Regions from separate parts of the Homo sapiens genome. Here all the other regions are linked to region 3. The links are chromatin contacts, found by Hi-C or POLR2A ChIA-PET in ENCODE. All regions are on one chromosome and are shown on one strand. The core of a region is the stretch at or near the end of the contact, and the rest is flanking DNA. Distances in the headings are between cores, read along the strand shown.

What was found. Hi-C counts contacts between places; a loop is a spot of excess contacts on that map. ChIA-PET counts read pairs that join two places held with the same protein, here RNA polymerase II (POLR2A). Pooled maps may share reads with other maps.
Region 1: a map of CD4-positive, alpha-beta T cell shows a loop between it and region 3 (5-fold over the local background). The contact joins the promoter of SSH2 here to the promoter of TAOK1 in region 3. A Hi-C loop is called at or near these places in 3 of 168 maps with a recorded cell type or tissue (CD4-positive, alpha-beta T cell, CD4-positive, alpha-beta memory T cell and naive thymus-derived CD4-positive, alpha-beta T cell), 2 of 37 single-sample maps with no recorded cell type and 13 of 50 pooled maps. POLR2A ChIA-PET finds 5 or more read pairs at or near these places in 4 of 52 experiments (A673, Caco-2, PC-9 and 1 more).
Region 2: a loop to region 3 is called in a pooled map, with 4 times the contacts of the local background. The contact joins the promoter of TRAF4 here to the promoter of TAOK1 in region 3. A Hi-C loop is called at or near these places in 2 of 50 pooled maps. POLR2A ChIA-PET finds 5 or more read pairs at or near these places in 2 of 52 experiments (WTC11 and activated naive CD4-positive, alpha-beta T cell).
Region 4: a loop to region 3 is called in a pooled map, with 5 times the contacts of the local background. The contact joins the promoter of SPAG5-AS1 here to the promoter of TAOK1 in region 3. A Hi-C loop is called at or near these places in 2 of 50 pooled maps. POLR2A ChIA-PET finds 5 or more read pairs at or near these places in 2 of 52 experiments (K562 and naive thymus-derived CD8-positive, alpha-beta T cell).

What each region holds. Positions count from the first base shown.
Region 1 is chr17:29,928,651-29,932,867 of GRCh38, forward strand. SSH2 (slingshot protein phosphatase 2) reads right to left here and starts at 1,578. Exons shown (of 16, transcript NM_001282129.2): 1 at 1,288-1,578. The coding sequence starts at 1,350. It also overlaps a transcript of EFCAB5 not described here. RefSeq lists silencers at 778-827, 1,338-1,617, 1,768-1,857, 2,591-2,760.
Region 2 is chr17:28,741,508-28,745,657 of GRCh38, forward strand. It overlaps TRAF4 (TNF receptor associated factor 4), which reads left to right and starts at 2,504. Exons shown (of 7, transcript NM_004295.4): 1 at 2,504-2,748. The coding sequence starts at 2,606. NEK8 (NIMA related kinase 8) reads left to right here. Exons shown (of 15, transcript NM_178170.3): 14 at 1-64; 15 at 452-1,948. The coding sequence ends at 480. RefSeq lists enhancers at 285-444, 1,580-2,580, 1,604-1,898 and silencers at 1,604-1,898, 2,353-2,762, 2,783-2,982.
Region 3 is chr17:29,388,018-29,392,342 of GRCh38, forward strand. It overlaps TAOK1 (TAO kinase 1), which reads left to right and starts at 2,346. Exons shown (of 20, transcript NM_020791.4): 1 at 2,346-3,007. MIR4523 (microRNA 4523) reads left to right here and starts at 2,645; the gene lies at 2,645-2,713. It also overlaps the pseudogene RNU4-34P. RefSeq lists enhancers at 1,902-2,141, 2,262-2,351, 3,512-3,751 and a silencer at 2,392-2,861.
Region 4 is chr17:28,597,700-28,601,717 of GRCh38, forward strand. It overlaps SPAG5-AS1 (SPAG5 antisense RNA 1), which reads left to right and starts at 1,434. Exons shown (of 3, transcript NR_040012.1): 1 at 1,434-1,547; 2 at 1,999-2,156. SPAG5 (sperm associated antigen 5) reads right to left here and starts at 1,326. Exons shown (of 24, transcript NM_006461.4): 1 at 1,197-1,326; 2 at 811-936. The coding sequence starts at 1,247. RefSeq lists enhancers at 988-1,532, 1,757-1,836 and a silencer at 1,237-1,546.

The sequences.
Region 1 (4,217 bases), core at 328-2,827, 540 kb after region 3:
ATCACACAAAATGCAATTAAAGCTCAGAAAAGAAGAAACCACAACCATACACAACAAAACTTTGAAATTCAGGAAATTATACTGAAATGACAAGCCAGCAAATTTCAGGATATCAAAGCTCACACCTCAGTTAACATACAAATATTAAGGGTAACCTGATGATTTTTTTACAGTGGAAAGTGGTACAGTGTTTATTAAATACCTTTTTTTGCAACCTGATACTACCAAATCCACCAACACCGTTTTTAAAATTACAGTTCTGTAGGAAGTTCAAGGTGGTTTTCCCAGTTGCTCGCATTTTCACTCAGTTTATTTCTCTCTAAAACATCTGGATGTTGGTTTTTTAAAGCCCATTTGCCCCACTGGTGCAATATATTGTTTTTAAAAATAAATATTTTCAAAAATGGAGCCTAAGAGAATGGAGTGTAAACGAATGGGGGTGGGGCGAGGAGAGAAGGCAAAGACGGGCCCAGCGGGGAAAGGCTGGTTACTGGGTATTTTCCTTCTGAGAGCATGCTTTATTGGCATAGGCATCTGAGGTAACGAGCCATACAAACACGACCTTAGAACAAGAATGATCACGAGCAATGAGTGTAAGGCATAAATATCTGTAAGACGGAAATAATTTGACACTGATCACTAAGCAGCACCAGATGCTTCGGGACCTCATAAAGGAAAGGTAAGAGGTCCAGGAAACAGAGATCATTGCTACCCTCTGGGGTGGGGGGCAGGCGGGAGAAACCAAGGAATAACTACGGTTGGGCAGTTCAAAGCCTGAACAGTACAGAGCAAAAGAAAGCCAGCAAGTGACTAGGGGAAGGCACACACCCTGGCGAGTACGAAGAAGGGTGTGCAGTGTGCAAATACTGAACAGGTCTATGAAATGGTGTGGGTAAGAGATGTGGGTGTGGGTAAGGGGCAACGCAGGAGGCTCACGGTCCCCTCCCTGCAGCAGAGCAACAGAGGGTAAAAGAAGGGGGAGGGTGAAAAGCAAGAATGACTCATTACCAAAAGGAAGTGCTCAAGCCATAGGGAGGCATGCCACAGGGGATTTCAGGGCGAGGATTGTGAGGAGCTAGGTGCTCAGGGTGATGGGGGCAAAAATCAACGTCTTGTAGTTCCTGCTGCTAGTCTTTAACATGGGGGTGTGGGGGGGTTCGCGGCAGCCGAGTGCCAAGGCCTGGGAAGCGGCGCGGCGCGTGCGCAGTGGCGTTCGGCGGGACCCGCTGAGGCAAAGCGGAGCCGCAGTGACAGAAGCAAGCGGAGCGGCCGCCAGGAAGGACTCACCGAGGCGCAGGGGCTGGAGGTGGTGCTGGGGGTAGGTGACCGCTGGACCGTGACCAAAGCCATCTAGGCGCTGCTGGGTTGTTCCGGGCAGGGCATTCTTGTCCTGAGTGTGGGGGACGGGAGGGTGACGGAGCCGGGATGGGGAAAGGGGTGCGGGGTGGGGGTGAAGGGAACGGGGAGGAGGAGGAGGCCGCGGGAACGGCCGCAGACTCCGCACCCACCACCAGACTGTCGCCGACTGACGCTCCGAACGGGCGGCGGGCGGGCGGTTCCGCAGCTGCGGGGCACAATGAGCGCTCCCAGTGCGCAGGCGCCACCTGTCAGCTACCGCCTCTCCCCTCGGCGCGCGCCGCCGCCTGGTCGTAACCCTTGAGTTGCCGGAAGCTGGCCGAGTGCGTGCGCCTCGGGCCGCCGCACCCTCCTGGGTTTCCTCCTTCGTGCTGGAATCGCGCGGTTTGCCAGCACTGGGTGCTGTGGAGTGGGGTGGGGGAAGGGGCCGAAGGGAGCCAGCCCGGTGAGGGGTCCCAGGGCGGGGGGCCGCTGGAGTCTTCACTCCTGAGAGACAACCATTTTATGAGGTGGGGCGGCGCACAGCTTAACCAACCTTAAAAAAAAGCAGCTGAGATGAAAATCCTGAAGCAAACACGTTTTCTATTGGGAAAGGGCTCCGCGGAGTTTCAAACCCTCTCACTGGGCGCAGACAGAACTGGGCTAGACCAGTTTACTCCCTTCACCCCGGCTCTCGGGGGCTTTTTCTTAACTTTTCCCCCCCTTCCGTCTATGTTTTATGATGAGACTTCTGGAAAGAAAACCATTTTCCGTTTGATACCCTGGAAAGGTTTGTGGTACCCTCATGCTTCCTCTATTGCCTGTCTAAAGACTTATTCATTATTCCTGAGGAGAAGAGAAGCTGAGCGCGCCTGGGAGTCCGAGGAAGCCGGTTGTGAGGGTCCAGCCTGCTATTGACCTCTCACTTGCCTCCTGCTGTGAAGACAGTCTTTTAATTAAACAGGATTTGCTCGTTAAGCTTTCTTCTCCTTCGTCTCTAAATGTCATTCTTTCATAGACCTATGTAAAAATGTAGATTAAAAGATATTTTAAGGGAATGGTTTTCTCAGGGGTAAATTGTCTGCAGAACATAAGCAAAGAATGTAATGGAAAATCAAGATTAAAAAGGAAAAAAATTGCACAATGCAAATATCACTGATTATTTACACAAAGAAAGAGAGTTGACAAGGCTATTTCTCAGCTTGAGTGGATGAGCTGGTAAATACCACCGTACATATCAAAGCTGTAGAAAACACACACACTTGGGAGTTTGCAGTTATTAAAACCCACCCCCTCCTGTTTGTCACTCAAACACTCTTGGATCTCATTGCTTCTTTTAAACTGACAGGGCTGTCATGAGCTCTTTCTGGCTGCTGTACGGTTAAACGCCACAAGAGTCCTCTGTGCTGAGCCTTTGTTCTCTCCCTGGGGCCCTGTGGTTGAAATAATTAGCAGGGAGGTTCCATCAAGAATCAGACACTGAGGGTCCCTGTACTGTACAGTCCTATGTAGAGTGTAGTGCAGAGAAGCCAGCTGGTAGGCTTTTGCCCCCTGGTGGTGATCAGGAGTGCCTGTGAGACAAAATTAAACAAAGATGTATGGTTCACAGATTAAACAATCTGACTGTGTTTTCCCCAGAGCTCCGTAGTAAACAGGAAAAGAGAAGGCAAGTTTCAGAAGTAAGAACTTTGAACCAATGCATGGGAGACCAAAGAGGAAACTAGATACATAGCCAAAAAATACACATAGCTAGAAGCTGAATGAACTCAAATAAATGAAATATATGTGCTTTATGAACCAAAGTATCATTCTAGAAAAAGTAATATTCAAATCTGTAGGTCTTAGTACTTGTATGTTGATTCTCTGACTCAGGGAGGGCAACAATGATGTTCTACTTTTTCATGGTAACATACTCTTCAGAAATTCTTTTGGAAGATGAAAGGCTTAAGTCCATTAACCTTGCAGTGAGAAAGAGCACTACCATAGGAATCAGAAGACCTGGTTTCTAGTTCCAGCTCTAAAACCTTATGCAAATGGCTTGAACTTTTTGAGCTTTAATTCCTTTATCTCTACAATGGAACCCTAACTGACAAGATTCTTGAGATAATGTATGGTAAAGTTCAGAATAAACTGTAAATAAAGCCCTCTATGCAATTAAGATAACTTTTTTTTTTTTTTTTTTTGAGACGGAGTCTCCCTTTGCCACCCAGGCTGGAGTGCAGTGGTGCAATCTCGGCTCACTGCAACCTCCGCCTCCCGGGTTCAAGCAATTCTCCTGCCTCAGCCTCCCGAGTAGCTGGGATTACAGGGGCCCGCCACCACACCCGGCTAGTTTTTATATTTTTAGTAGGGACGGGGTTTCACCGTATTGGCCAGGCTGGTCTCGAACTCCTGTCCTCAAGTGATCTGCCCACCTCGGCCTCCCAAAGTGCTAGGATTACAGATGTGAGCCACTGTGCCCGGCTTTTTTTTTTTTTTTTTTTTTTTGACACGGATTTTTGCTCTTGTTGCCCAGGCTGGAGTGCAATGGCACCATCTCAGCTCACTGCAACCTCCACCTCCCGGGTTCAAGCTATTCTCCTGTCTCAGCCTCCTGAGTAGCTGGGATTACAGGCATGTGCCACCACGCCCGGCTAATTTTATGTCTTTTTAGTAGATATGGGGGTTTCACCATGTTGGTCAGGCTGGTCTCGAACTCCTGACCCCAGATGATCCACCTGCCTTGGCCTCACAAAGTGCTGGGATTACAGGTGTGAGCCCCCGCACCCGGCCATCATTCTTTTTCTTAATAGTAGAAGTAGATTAGTGGTCAAGACATGTTTCATCTGTAGGTAAGTGTGGAACATTTTTGTTCCACATATCTAAGGTGATAAAATCCTGAT
Region 2 (4,150 bases), core at 1,254-3,753, 650 kb before region 3:
ACACACCCTTACACGGTGACTTCCGTGTCCTGTTGCCATGGAAACACCCTCCTGGCTGTTCGATGTGAGTTGTAACTTTTCCCACTTCACCACACAGCCCAGCTGGCCCCTGTCCACACTCCCATCCCCAGTGTTCACAGATGGCCACATCACCAAAAGCATCTTTAGCCCCCAGATAAAAAAAGCAGAAGCTGCGGTTGAAAAGCTTCAAGCTTCCTGCCTGGGGTGGCCAAGGCTGGTGCTTCTTGGGCCTCATGGAAGGGCTGCCTCCACTGCTCCCCAGGGCTCACATGCATTCTTTCTCCTACTGCTGAGTCCCGTTGATGCTGAAACTCTCTTTCTGGCCTAACAGGGTCCAGAATCCAGGGCCCAGTGGGAGTGGGAGGTGGGTGATGATTTCTGGAGGCACTGCCCTCAGAAGCTGCAAGGGTTTCTCTTCGGTACCCTCCAGCGGTCACAGATGAGCCGGTCCCCCCCTGAGGCACCCGGATTCACCTCTGGACCACCCTGATATTGCTTCTCCTCTGAATGCTCTGAAAAGTGCAGGTGCCCAAGGCATGACTTGCAGCTGTCTCCTGGATTGTGTCATCATGGGGTATCAGGGCTGGCAAAACCCCTGCTCTGCTTTTGGCCTTGGATATGGAAACCTCAACCACTTTGTTCTCCTACCACCTCTTTGCCCTTCCTACCCCTTCCTCCCTTCAGTCAGTGTCCCCAGGGTCCAGCCTGGCTAGAGTTAGAAGGCAGACCTAGCCTTTGGAAGCAGGGTGGCCTCCAGAGCCTTGCCATAAAAAGGCTGAAGGCAGCCGGGCGCAGTGGCTCACGCCTGTAATCCCAGCACTTTGGGAGGCTGAGGCGGGCGGATCACGAGGTCAGGAGATCGAGACCATCCTGGCTAACGTGGTGAAACCCCATCTCTACTAAAAATACAAAAAAATTAGCTGGGCGTGGTGGCACGCGCCTGTAGTCCCAGCTGCTCAGGAGGCTGAGGCAGGAGAATGGCGTAAACCCCTCCAGCCTGGGCGACAGAACCAGACTCCGTCTCAAAAAAAAAAAAAAAACAAAAAAGGCTGAAGGCAGCTGTAGCTCCACACAGACCCTACCCTTTCCCCTAGCCCAGTTAGAAAATAAGTCTGGGCCGGCGGCGGTGGCTCACACCTGCATAGGCAGTGCTTTGGCCAGGAGGATCCCTTGATCCCTTGTGGCCAGGAGTTGGGAGACCAGCCTGGGGACCATAGCGAGACCGCTGTCTCCACCAAAAAAAAAAAAAAAGAAGAAAATAAGGCTGGGTGCGGTGGCTCACGCCTGTAATTCCAGCACTTTGGGAGGCCAAGGCGGGCGGATCACTTGAGGTCAGTAGACTGAGGCCAGCCTGGCCAACATGGTGAAACCCCGTCTCTACTAAAAATACAAAAATTAACCAGGCATGGTGACGGGCGCCTGTAATCCCAGCTACTCTGGAGGCTAAGGCAAGAGAATCCCTTGAACCCGGGAGGTGAAGTTTGCAGTGAGCCGAGATCGCACCACTGCACTCCAGCCTGGATGACAGAGCAAGTCTCCCTCTCAAAAAAAAAAAAAAAAAAAAAAAAAAAAAAGTATTTGGTGCTTACCGGGACTCTATCTCCATACTTTGGAGCAGGGCAAGCCAGGGCCTGCCTGGACTGGCCATTAGGCCTGCCTAGCTTCTGCATAGCCCGGGGCTGGGCGGTCCCCGGGAGTGCTGCCACCTCCCCTACACTTTCATCCTGAGGCAGGATTTGCTAGACGTCGGCTTGCCTCTCTTCCCCAGCAGGAGGGCAGGAGTCACTAAGTGCTGCAGAAAAGATCCGCGCTGGAGATTGCCCGTCCCCCCCATGCCTTTCCCCAGAAACAGTTGAGAGAATGGGTAGCTGGTGGGACCAGACCGGTTTCCCAGAGGACAGGAAGGCCAATAAAAATATCAGCTGCCTGCCTGGAGTGTGGTGTCTTCAAGGGTGGGGGTGGCGACCAGGCACCCCAGGACTGGGCTGGGCCCGACCTCGGTGGCAGGGCTGCGGCCAAGGGAGGAATGTGGGCGCAGCCGGAGGCTGGGGCCGAGGTTCCTCTGGCCCAGCGCCCAGTCCAGCCTCCCCGCCCCAGCTGGGCTCCCCGGAGCTGGTTGCCAGGCTTCGGCTGCCTAGCACCTGGAAGCTGGGGCCACGGTTCCTGGGCTGCTCACGGCCCCGGAGGCCGAGCTGTTGCCTCTGGAGAAGAAAACCTTTGTGGCGCGGCCCGTCCCCTTTTCCGACCCGCACTTCCCCGGGGCCCGCGGGCTCTGGGGAGAAGCGGAGCCACGATCTCTGTCCCCCAGGGGAAAGAAAAGCCCATGATCCCGTGGGTGGGCGAGACTGGCGGTCACCAGACCCAAAAACCATGCACTCGGGGGTGGGCGGGGCCGCGAGGGCGCGCATTAGGACCGCGCGGCCGCGGTCCGCCCTCTCTTCCGGAGGGCGGGCTTCACAGCCGAGCCCTGGCCGCGACCGCCAGTCGGCGCCGCCCGGAGCCGGGAGCGCCGCTCCAGCGAGGCGCGGGCTGTGGGGCCGCCGCGTGCCTGGCCCCGCTCGCCCGTGCCGGCCGCTCGCCCGCCATGCCTGGCTTCGACTACAAGTTCCTGGAGAAGCCCAAGCGACGGCTGCTGTGCCCACTGTGCGGGAAGCCCATGCGCGAGCCTGTGCAGGTTTCCACCTGCGGCCACCGTTTCTGCGATACCTGCCTGCAGGAGTTCCTCAGGTGCTGGCCGGGGAGCAGGGGACAGCGGGGGCGGGGCGGGGCGGGGGGCGCCGCCTGGGGAGGGTCTCGGGCCCGGGGCAAGGCGGGCCTTTGTCTGCGCTGCGACCCTGTGACCTCAGGGGCGCCCCGTGACGTCACGGGGAGGGATGACGTCAAGCCCCGAGGGAGGCCCCCCCCGCAGGAATCCGAGGGGTCCGGGCGGGTCCCAACTGCCCGGCCCGGGGCGGAAGACCTCGGCGCCTTCTCGTGGGGTCAGGAGGGGAAGAGGCCCTTCCCCGTCACCTGAGAGCCGGCGCGGCCTCAGCCTTGAACTTTGAATCCTGGGGGAAGAGGACAAAACCCGCTCCCGCGTGGCAGTTTGAGCCTCCGGAGCTTTCCCCCATCTAACCTCTTCTGATTCTTCGAACGTTCAGAGAACGGTAGCTATTGTTCTCCCATTTCACAGATCATGAAACGAGATTCAAAGAAAGGCTGCGACTTGCCCAGGGTCACATAGTTACTTAAAGGCTTAACTAGGATTTAAACCCGGACTGCTTATGATCACACAATGGAGGAAGGACTGAATCCTCCCCCGAAGAAGGACCCCTCTAGGCGGCTCCCCTCTCTCCCGGGGGCTGGAGTAAGGCGGGTGGTCCATAAGTCATGAAGAAGGGGGTCGCACTCGTGTTGTTACTGAACTCCCGCTGCCCTCTCAGGACGCAGGTTAGCCCTTGGCTCTTGGGCATCCATCAAGTTTCTGGGCGCCCTGTATGTCTTGAATCTCCTGCTCACGCAGGGAACCCCTCAGGCCCGGGTGTGGGAAGCAGGGTGAAGGAGCCCCGACTCTTCGGAGGTCATGCCCCCAGAGCGCAGGGGAAGGCCGAGTCGGCCACTGCCTGGCTGTTTGCTGGGACGAGGGGATCGAGGGCCTGGCAGGGATAGTACCTCTGAGACGCCTGCCTCCGGTGCTCCCTCCCGCCGTGCCTCCCTCCCTCGCTCGGTCCTCCGTAGCTCCTACTGGCGGAAATCTCAGCAGGCCCTTTGTTTTCTGTTCCCCACAGCCTGGGCCGGCTCCTGCCCTCACATATGCTCCGGCACAAGCTGCAGGACTGCCCCCTCCCCCTCGGCAGTGTACACATTTACTCTCCTACAGACACAGCCCCATTGTCTCCGCCACTGCTCTTCCCCGGCCCTCTGGGTTCCAGATGAGGCCAGCTGAGCCCCCCGACCCCCCCACAGCTGACCCACCCTGACTGCCTCGGGAAAGGAGCGGGGGAGGGGGCCGTCAGGCCGGATTCCTTCCACCACCTTCTTGGCCCCCCTCTCTGCCACTCCCCCTCCCGGAAATCCCCTCTTCCTCTCCCACTCCCACACCCCCTCCCCCCATCCTGTCTTCTTCCCTGGGCCTTGGCCTCCACTGCAC
Region 3 (4,325 bases), core at 1,096-3,595:
TTTGACAACTGGCTTCACCACAAACTGGCTATAAGAACTTTGACAAGTTAATCAAAATTCTTCTCTGTGCCTCAGTGCCACTCTTTCTTTCTTTCTCTCTCTCTCTCTTTCTTTCTTTTTGACAGAGTCTCGTTCTGTTGGCCAGGCTGGAGTGCAGTGGCACAATCTCCTCTCACTGCAACCTCTGTCTCCTGGGCTCAAGCAATTCTCTTGCCTCAGCCTCCTGAGTAGCTGGGATTACAGGCGTGTACCACCATGCCCGGCTAATTTTTTTCACGATGTTGGCCAGGCTGGTCTCGAACTCCTGACCTCAGGTAATCTGCCCACCTCAGCCTCCCAAAGTGCTGGGATTACAGGCATGAGCCACCGTGCCAGGCCCAGTTCCACCATTTCTAAAAGGGAATAATAATTATACCCACCCAATATGGTTATTGTGAGGAGTAAATAAGTAGAGTGTTTAGAACTCTCTCTGGCATATAATCAGCACTCAATACGTGTTAACTATTTCACTATTTTTGTTATCATCATCATCAAATTTCAGAAACTTTGTGCAGTGGCAGTATTGTAGCCAATGAGATTTATCCGAGGTGTGATTATTGCTCATTGAAAAATCATAGGCTGGGCACGGTGGCTCACATCTGTAATCTTAGTACTTTGGGAGGCCGAAGCAGGTGGATCCTTTGAGGCCAGGAGTTCAAGACCAGCCTGGGCAACATGGCGAAACCCATCTCTACAAAAAATACAAAACTTAGCCAGCACGGTGGCATATGCCTGTAGTTCCGGTTACTTGGGAGACTGAGGTAGCAGAATCATTTGATCCTGGGAGGCAGAGGTTGCAGTGAGCCAGGATCACACCACTGGATTCCATTTTGGGAGTTCAATATATATATTACATTTTTGGGAGAAAATAAGAAAGTTTCTTTCCCAAAAAGCCAGAGAAAATCTTATTGTACCCATTGGCTCTAATTGGATCATGTGCCCATCCCTGAGCCAGACTAGAGGAAGGTCATACATACACTGTATACACGGATTGCTTAGGTCTGATCAACATGCTCCTTCCTTGGAGCACAGATCTACTATGGCCAGCCTGGTCTCGAACTCCTGACCTCAGGTGATCCGCCCGTCTCAGCCTCCCAAAGTGCTATAATTACAGGCGTGAGCCACCGGGCCCGGCCCAGAGTTAATTTTTATTCATGAAACTCATATAACAGGTTTATTTATTTCAGTCGTTTTGTTGGTTAAAGAACCAAGATTTTTTATGACTACACTTTGTGTACACTTTTAGGTTCTCTCTTTTTTTTTTTTTTTTTTGAGACGAGTCTCATTCTGTCGCCCAGGCTGGAGTGCAGTGGCGCAATCTCGGCTCACTGCAACCTCCGCCTCCCGGGTTCACGCCATTCTCCTGCCTCAGCCTCCCGAGTAGCTAGCTGGGACTACAGGCGCCCACCACCACGCCCGGCTAATTTTTTTCTATCTTTTAATAGAGACGGGGTTTCACCGTGTTAGCCAGGATGCTCTCGATCTCCTGACCTCGTGATCCGCCCGCCTCGGCCTCCCAAAGTGCTGGGATTACAGGCGTGAGCCACCGCGCCCGGCCTTACACTTTTAGGTTCTTGAATAAGTACTGAGGGAGTTTTCCCTAAAAAAAAAAAAAAAAGTTTTGAGATAAAAGAATAAAAACTCTACTTCTTCTTTGCATAGGAGTCTTTAGTTTGTTTGCTGCTCTTGTTCCAAAACTTCTCATTACTCAACCTACTAAACCCACAGACACTTTTCAAGAAGTTATCTCTTTTCTACATCACCAATATATAGGGTGGCTTAGATCTGTATTTCCAAGTCTTACTGTCGTTCCAAGAATTAGTATCAACTATTAGAATCTCAAAAACTCAACTGCATACTGATTGCGCTGCCCAGTGTACCTCTGAATCCCACGGGGGAGGGGGTGTAGAACCGAGTTGTGCAGGAATGGGATATTCCACACTTCAGGGCAAACTTATTCGCAGGATCAGTGGCGGGCTTTGGAGGTGGGAAGCAGGAAGGAAGGGGAATGCAGATAAACTCTTCTTCTTCAGATCTCCGGGGTGAAATGAATGCACCTGACGCCCGCGTGGCATTAGAAGCTCCGCGAACTCAGTGAGGCCATGCTGGACAGAGGCTGGAACTCCGGGCCACCGGGACAACTCTGCCCGTAGCAAGCCTTGCGCGCTCCTGTGAGGGCGCGCGCGCGCGCATGTAGTCGTGTCTCGCGCAGGGTCCGGCCTGTCAGGCGGAAAATCTCGCGAGATCGGAGACGGGGGATGACGGTCTGGAGGAGGGGAGTGGTGTCGGGTAAAGGGGGGGAAGCTGGGCAGCGGCCGGGCTCTGTGGCTTCAGGGCTCGGGGAGAGAGAGGGAGGGTGGCAAAGAGACTGAGTCGGTGCCGCCGCCTGCCTGAGGAGAGAGGAGGGGTCCCGCTCGCCCTGCGCCCTTCGCGGGCCGAAAGCACTAGGCACTCGCGAACATCTGAGGCCTCCCGGCCCCGGGGGACCCCGCCCCGCCGTCCGCCGGCCGGCCCGCGGCCTCTCTTCCCTTTGTGAGCGCCTCCTTACCAGGGGTGGTGTTGGTGGCGGAGGGCTGCGCGTGGGCCCGCCCGCCGAGGGGCCGCGGCGGGGGACCGAGAGGGCCTCGGCTGTGTGAGGACTAGAGGCGGCCGAGGCCCGGGCCGGTTCCCCCGAGGCGGCGACGGAGACGGCTCCCGGCACTTCCCCGCGCCATCTTAACTGAGCCCAAGCGCTGAGGGCGCCTCCTCGACCCCGGTCGTCCCCTCGCCCCCCCCCCCACCCCCCGCCGCCGCCGCCCCTTGTTGCAGAGCTTGGGCTGGGCGGCTTGCTGGGGCTCGGGGGTGGGGGGCGGCGATCTGTCGCCGGGCCCCCTCCTCCTCCTCACTCCTCACCCTCCAGGGTAGCGGCTACCGGAGCGCTGCAGGGGGCTGCGCCTGCCTGCTCCGCCCCAGACCTGTCGGCGAAAGGGTAAGGGCACCTCTGCTTTGGGAAAGGGGGATATAGAGGGGGGCGGGGAAATTCGGCCCACTCGGGCCTGTGTGTGGAAGAAGGGATGTGGGAGTGGGGTGGGGGAGGGAGAAAAGGAGGGTCTGTGATTCTGTGGGTGGGGTGAAGAAGCTGGTGAGCTGGGCGCCCTCCGGTTTTAAGGGGCGAGAGCAATTCCATTCCTTTTTCCTGAGGGTCACCGGAAGGGGTGGTGGAAGGGGGATGTTTCGAGGAAGGTGTGGCCCTCACAGGGAGACTGGGTTGATGTGCACCCCGGTTTAAAGGCGCGAGGTCCCCTTCCCCTCTGGTGCCTTTGCTCCTCTTCTCCTTTGTAGTGTCTGTGTATTCTTGGGAAGGGAGACTGCTCTGGGTGGCTTGCTGGGTGGATTCCACCCCCTAGCACAGGAAATCTATACCCCTCTTCTGTAGGGGCGATGGAAGCGTTTCTCTCCCCGTACCCTTCCCCCTTCCCCATCCTCTAGTCTACTGCAATGCTGCAGAAGTCCAAGGCAGTTTCTTCATACACAGACCCATGTATACACAGAAGGGAGGGGGAGCAGGAGAGGGAAGTAATGGCGCTTCCCTTGAAAAGGTTACTCTTTTTCCTTTGGTTTTAAATCGACGACAGTATCGTTTTAATACTCTTCCCCTGAGATCTGTCCATGGGAAGTGTATCTGTTCTGGTGTTATTGTTGGGGGATATGGCCTCTCGAGAGGGACACCTCTCCTGTTAGAACAGTTTTGATGTCTCTCTTTTTGAGAGATGTCTGGATTGACATTTTTTGTGAGCAGGTTGGATTTTAGTTAGAATTCAAATAAAATAATTTTGTACCTCCTCATCCTCATTTCCCTTTTCTTTTTCTATGACTTTTGTAGTTCATGAAGAATTATTGGCCTGGCGCGGTGGCTCACGCCTGTAATCCCAGCACTTTGGGAGGCCAAGGCGGGCGGATCACGAAGTCAGGAGATCGAGACCATCCTGGCTAACACGGTGAAACCCCGTCTCTGCTAAAAATACAAAAAATTAGCTGGGCATGGTGGCACGCGCCTGTAGTCCCAGCTACTCGGGAGGCTGAGGGAGGAGAATCGCTTGAACCCGGGAGGCGGAGGTTGCAGTGAGGCGAGATGGTGCCACTGCACTCCAACCTGGGCGACAGAGCGAGACTCCGTTTCAAAAAAAAAAATTATTAACAATTATTACATACAGACAGCCTGTCTGATTCAGGGCATTTCTCCCTAAGCTGTGAATTTTTAGGGTTGATACTGTTGTGTATAATATTGAAATTGGATTTTTTTTAAA
Region 4 (4,018 bases), core at 184-2,683, 790 kb before region 3:
ATGAAAATGAATAGATACGATTAATGAAATAACAAAGTCATGGTCAAAAAAGAGGAAGCAAAACTTCCTATACAGCTATAACAGTAGCTGTATGTGATGATCCAGTTTGGCCTTGAGCTTTCTAGAAGGCAGAGCAAGAGGGAAAATATGGTAAACTACATAGTTCTCATTATCAGAAAGAAAAGGATAGCAATTTCTTCAGGAAGACAATTTTTCCAGGCAGTTAGTCCTAAAGCCTTTCTTGGAGGAATCTTATACAGGAGTCAAGCTGCTTCCTTGACAAGTTTTGACAGCAACTGAAATGCAGTTTCTACATGGCTACGTCTCTCAAAACGTTTAACAAAAGTACAAATCAGTGAGGGCAATTCTGCAAGGAGCTAGTTTAAACTAAGGTGATTCAAGTACCCTACCTTCCAGTGGTGTAACTTGATCCCAGGAGAGTTCTAACTACCTCCTAGAGTAAATGGATATTGCCTCAATCTTGCAGGTGACTGACCTTTCCGTAAGTGACCCCATGTTGGAGGAAGAGCACTAATCAGGGTGGTAGGATTTCTCAATAGTTTGATAAAGGTCGAAGGGAGGAGGAGGAGGTAATAAAAACTAACAGCTAAACAGAGATTCAAGTTCTCACTGGATTTCCTTTAACCACCCTAGGGCACCTCTCTGTTGGCCTGAATAGCTGTAAATGGATGTCACCGACGTAGAAGACTTCATTATCGTTATTAATTATTGTAGCCCTGGCCCTCTGTTCCCCTGAGCTCTCACCCTGGGCAAACAGCCCAGTCGAGAAGCTGTCCAGGCGAATCTCACCTGCAGCCCCAGCTTGCACAGTGATGGGGTCAGCGAGGAGCAAGCGGGGGATCTTTTTCCAGAGTTGGTGAGGGCACCGGGCTGCAGGGTAAGTTCACGGAGAGGAGTTCTCATAGATGGTTTTCCCTGAGAAAGAAACCAAGAAAGAGGGCGAGTGTGAGGAAGCCTGGGTTCTGCCAGCCCGCCCCTCCTCCCTCCCTAAGAAGCCCAAAATGCGATTAGAAGAGTACGCTCGCACCCTAGTCGCGCAGGAGCAGCAAGGCGAACAAAGACTCCACAAGCCCCCAACCCCGGGCTCGACCCAACTTTCCAGGACAGTAGACACGGCCGGTGCCCCCGCGACAGCAGCCCGGCCCAGTTCTCTCCGCCAGAGATCTCCCGCTTACCGTCTGGGGCGAAGGCGACAGGCTGAGGCTCAGTTTTTTCACTCGCCACATCTTCAACCAGAAGGCAGGCCTATCACGTCTCAGACCAAGTCGAGGACGCCATGTTCACCCGCCGTCTGTGTTTGAACCTGCTCTGCGCTTCCTGGTTGGCTGCTTCAGGCGCGCGCGTACGCTCGGGGGTAGAGCCCGGGGGGCGGGGCCCGCGTTGACCACGCCCCCGGCCCTGCCTGCCCCTCCGTTGTCGAGCGTTTTCCGCTGACGGAGCCCTCACCTCAGACACCGGCGGTAGGGCTGGATGCGGGCCCGGCCCAGGACCGGTCTTCTGTCCTCACACCGGGGAGGACCACGCAGGTAGCTGGAGAGTCCAGGAGTCCATCCCTCCTGCTTCCAGCGGACCTCCTCACATCCATGGTGTTCATATCCAAGTTGTCTCCGTGGATGGAGAAGAGGAATCCTCTCCCTAGGTCTCCCTCAGTCCTCTCCAGCCGCAGCCTTGACGGGAAAGAGCCGGCCAGGGAGTCTAGAAGCCGAAGCGGTGCCGAGCGGCTTCCCTAGGCTTGGTGGGCCCGCGTCCGGGACGGCCCGGGCCGTGGTTCTCGACCTGGGCTGTAATGTCTCCAGAGTTTCTGGGCTTTTCCTGGGACTTACTCAGGCCGGCTACCAGTTTACTGGGCTAACCGCCTACATGTATTGAACATTGAGTGTGTGCCTGGCGCTATGCCGAATGCCGTGTAGTAGCTCATTTAATGCGCATAAGGACCTACGTAGTGAGAAATACTATAAATATCCCCATTTGTGACAGGAAGGAGCTGAGTCAGAGAGACCGTGTGTAATTTGCTCAGCGTCACACAGATAGTAAACGGCAGAGCCGCTCTTCCTCCCTGTCCCGCCAGCTCCTGCCTTCTGCTGTCTTGGATCTCCTATGCACGGGAAACCTGTTGAAGGTAGGACAGCCGAAAGGTCAGTATTCAGAGTGAGCCGTTTGCGAAGGTGTGTGTGCTTTGCACACTCACGGCGCCCTGTTTACACTCTGCAAGTCTTAATACATAGGGGGAAAGCAGCAGTCCAAAGAGGAGGAACTATGATGTTATAAACTGCAGCGTCCTCAGGGACGGGCTCCTCTAGCATTGTGTTGTCCAGTACGTTAGCCCTAGCCATAGTGGCTTTTGAGCACTTCAGATGTGACTAGTCCCAGTGGGAATGTGCTATAAATGTAAAACACTGTACAAACTGGATTTCAAACACGTCGTATGAAAAAAAGAATGCAAAATATCGCCAGGTGCGGTGGCTCATGCCTGTAATCCCAGCACGGAGGAGACAGAGGCAGGAGGATCCTTTAAGCCCAGGAGTTCGAGACCTGCCTCGGCAATATAGTGAGACCTATGTCTACAAAAAAAAAATTTGGGCCGGGCACGGTGGCTCACGCCTATAATCCCGCACTTCGGGAGGCCGAGGCAGGCGGATCACCTGAGGTCAGGAGTTCGAGACCAGCCTGCCCAACACGGCGAAACCCCGTTTCTACTAAAAATACAAAAATTAGCCAGGTGTGGTGGCACACGCCTGTAATCCCAGCTACTTGGGAGGCTGAGGCAGGAAGAATCTCTTGAACCTGGGAGGCGGAGGTTGCAGTGAGCTGAGATGGCACCACTACACTCCAGCCTGGGTGACAGAGCTAGACTCCGTCTCAAAAAAAAAAAAAAGTTAAGCCAGGGGTGGCAGGGTTGGGGGCACACACCTATAATCCCAGCTTGGGAGGATCGCTTGAACCTAGTTCAAGGCTGCTGTGAGCTATGATCATCCCACTGCACTCTAGCCTGGGCGACAAAGCAAGACCTTGTCTCAAAAAAAAAAAAAAATATATATATATATATTTTTTTTTTTTAATACTGTTTACATATTGAAATATTTTAGGAATATTGGGTTAAATAAAATACATTAAAATTAATTTTCTTTTGAGACAGGGTCTTGCTTTATCACCCAGGCAGGAGTGCAGTGGTGCAATCATGGCTCACTGCAGCCTTGAACTCCTAGGTTCAAGCAATCCTCCTGCCTCAGCCTCCTGAGTAGCTGGGACTACCGGCATGTGCCACCACGCCTGGCTAATTTTTTATAAAGACAGTCTCTTGCCATATTGCCCAGGCTGGTATTGAATTCCTAGGCTCAAGCGATCCTCCCATCTCAGCCTCCCAAAGTGTTGGGAGTACAGTCATGAACGACCCCACCCAGCCTTTTTAAACTTTTTTTTTTAATCTAATTTTTTTTTTTTTTGAAACATGGTCTGGCGCTGTTGCCCAGGCTGGAGTGCAGTGGCACGATCTCACCTCCCTGCAACCTCCACCTCCTAGGCTCAAGCGATCCTTCTGCCTCAGCCTCCCAAGGAGCTGGGATTACAGGCATGTGCCACCACGCCTGGCTAATTTTTGTATTTTTAGTAGAGACAGGTTTCACCATGTTAGCCAGGCTAGTCTTGAACTCCTGAGCTCAGGAGATCCACCCGCCTCAGCCTCCCAAAGTGCTGGGATTACAGACATGAGCCACTCTACCCGGCCCCTCTTTTTACTTTTTGAATGTGGATACTAGCAAATTAAAAATTACTTATGTGGGCCAGGCACAGTGGTTTGGCTGATCTTGGCTCACTGAAACCTCTGCCTCCCAGGCTTAAGCAATCCTCCCACCTCAGTCTCTTGAGTAGCTGAGACCATAGGTGCATGCCACCATGCCCAGCTAACTTTTTGTGTTTTTGGTAGAGACGGGGTTTCACCATGTTGCCCAAGCTGGTCTCCAACTCCTGAGCTCAAGCTGCCTGCCCGCCTCGGCCTCTG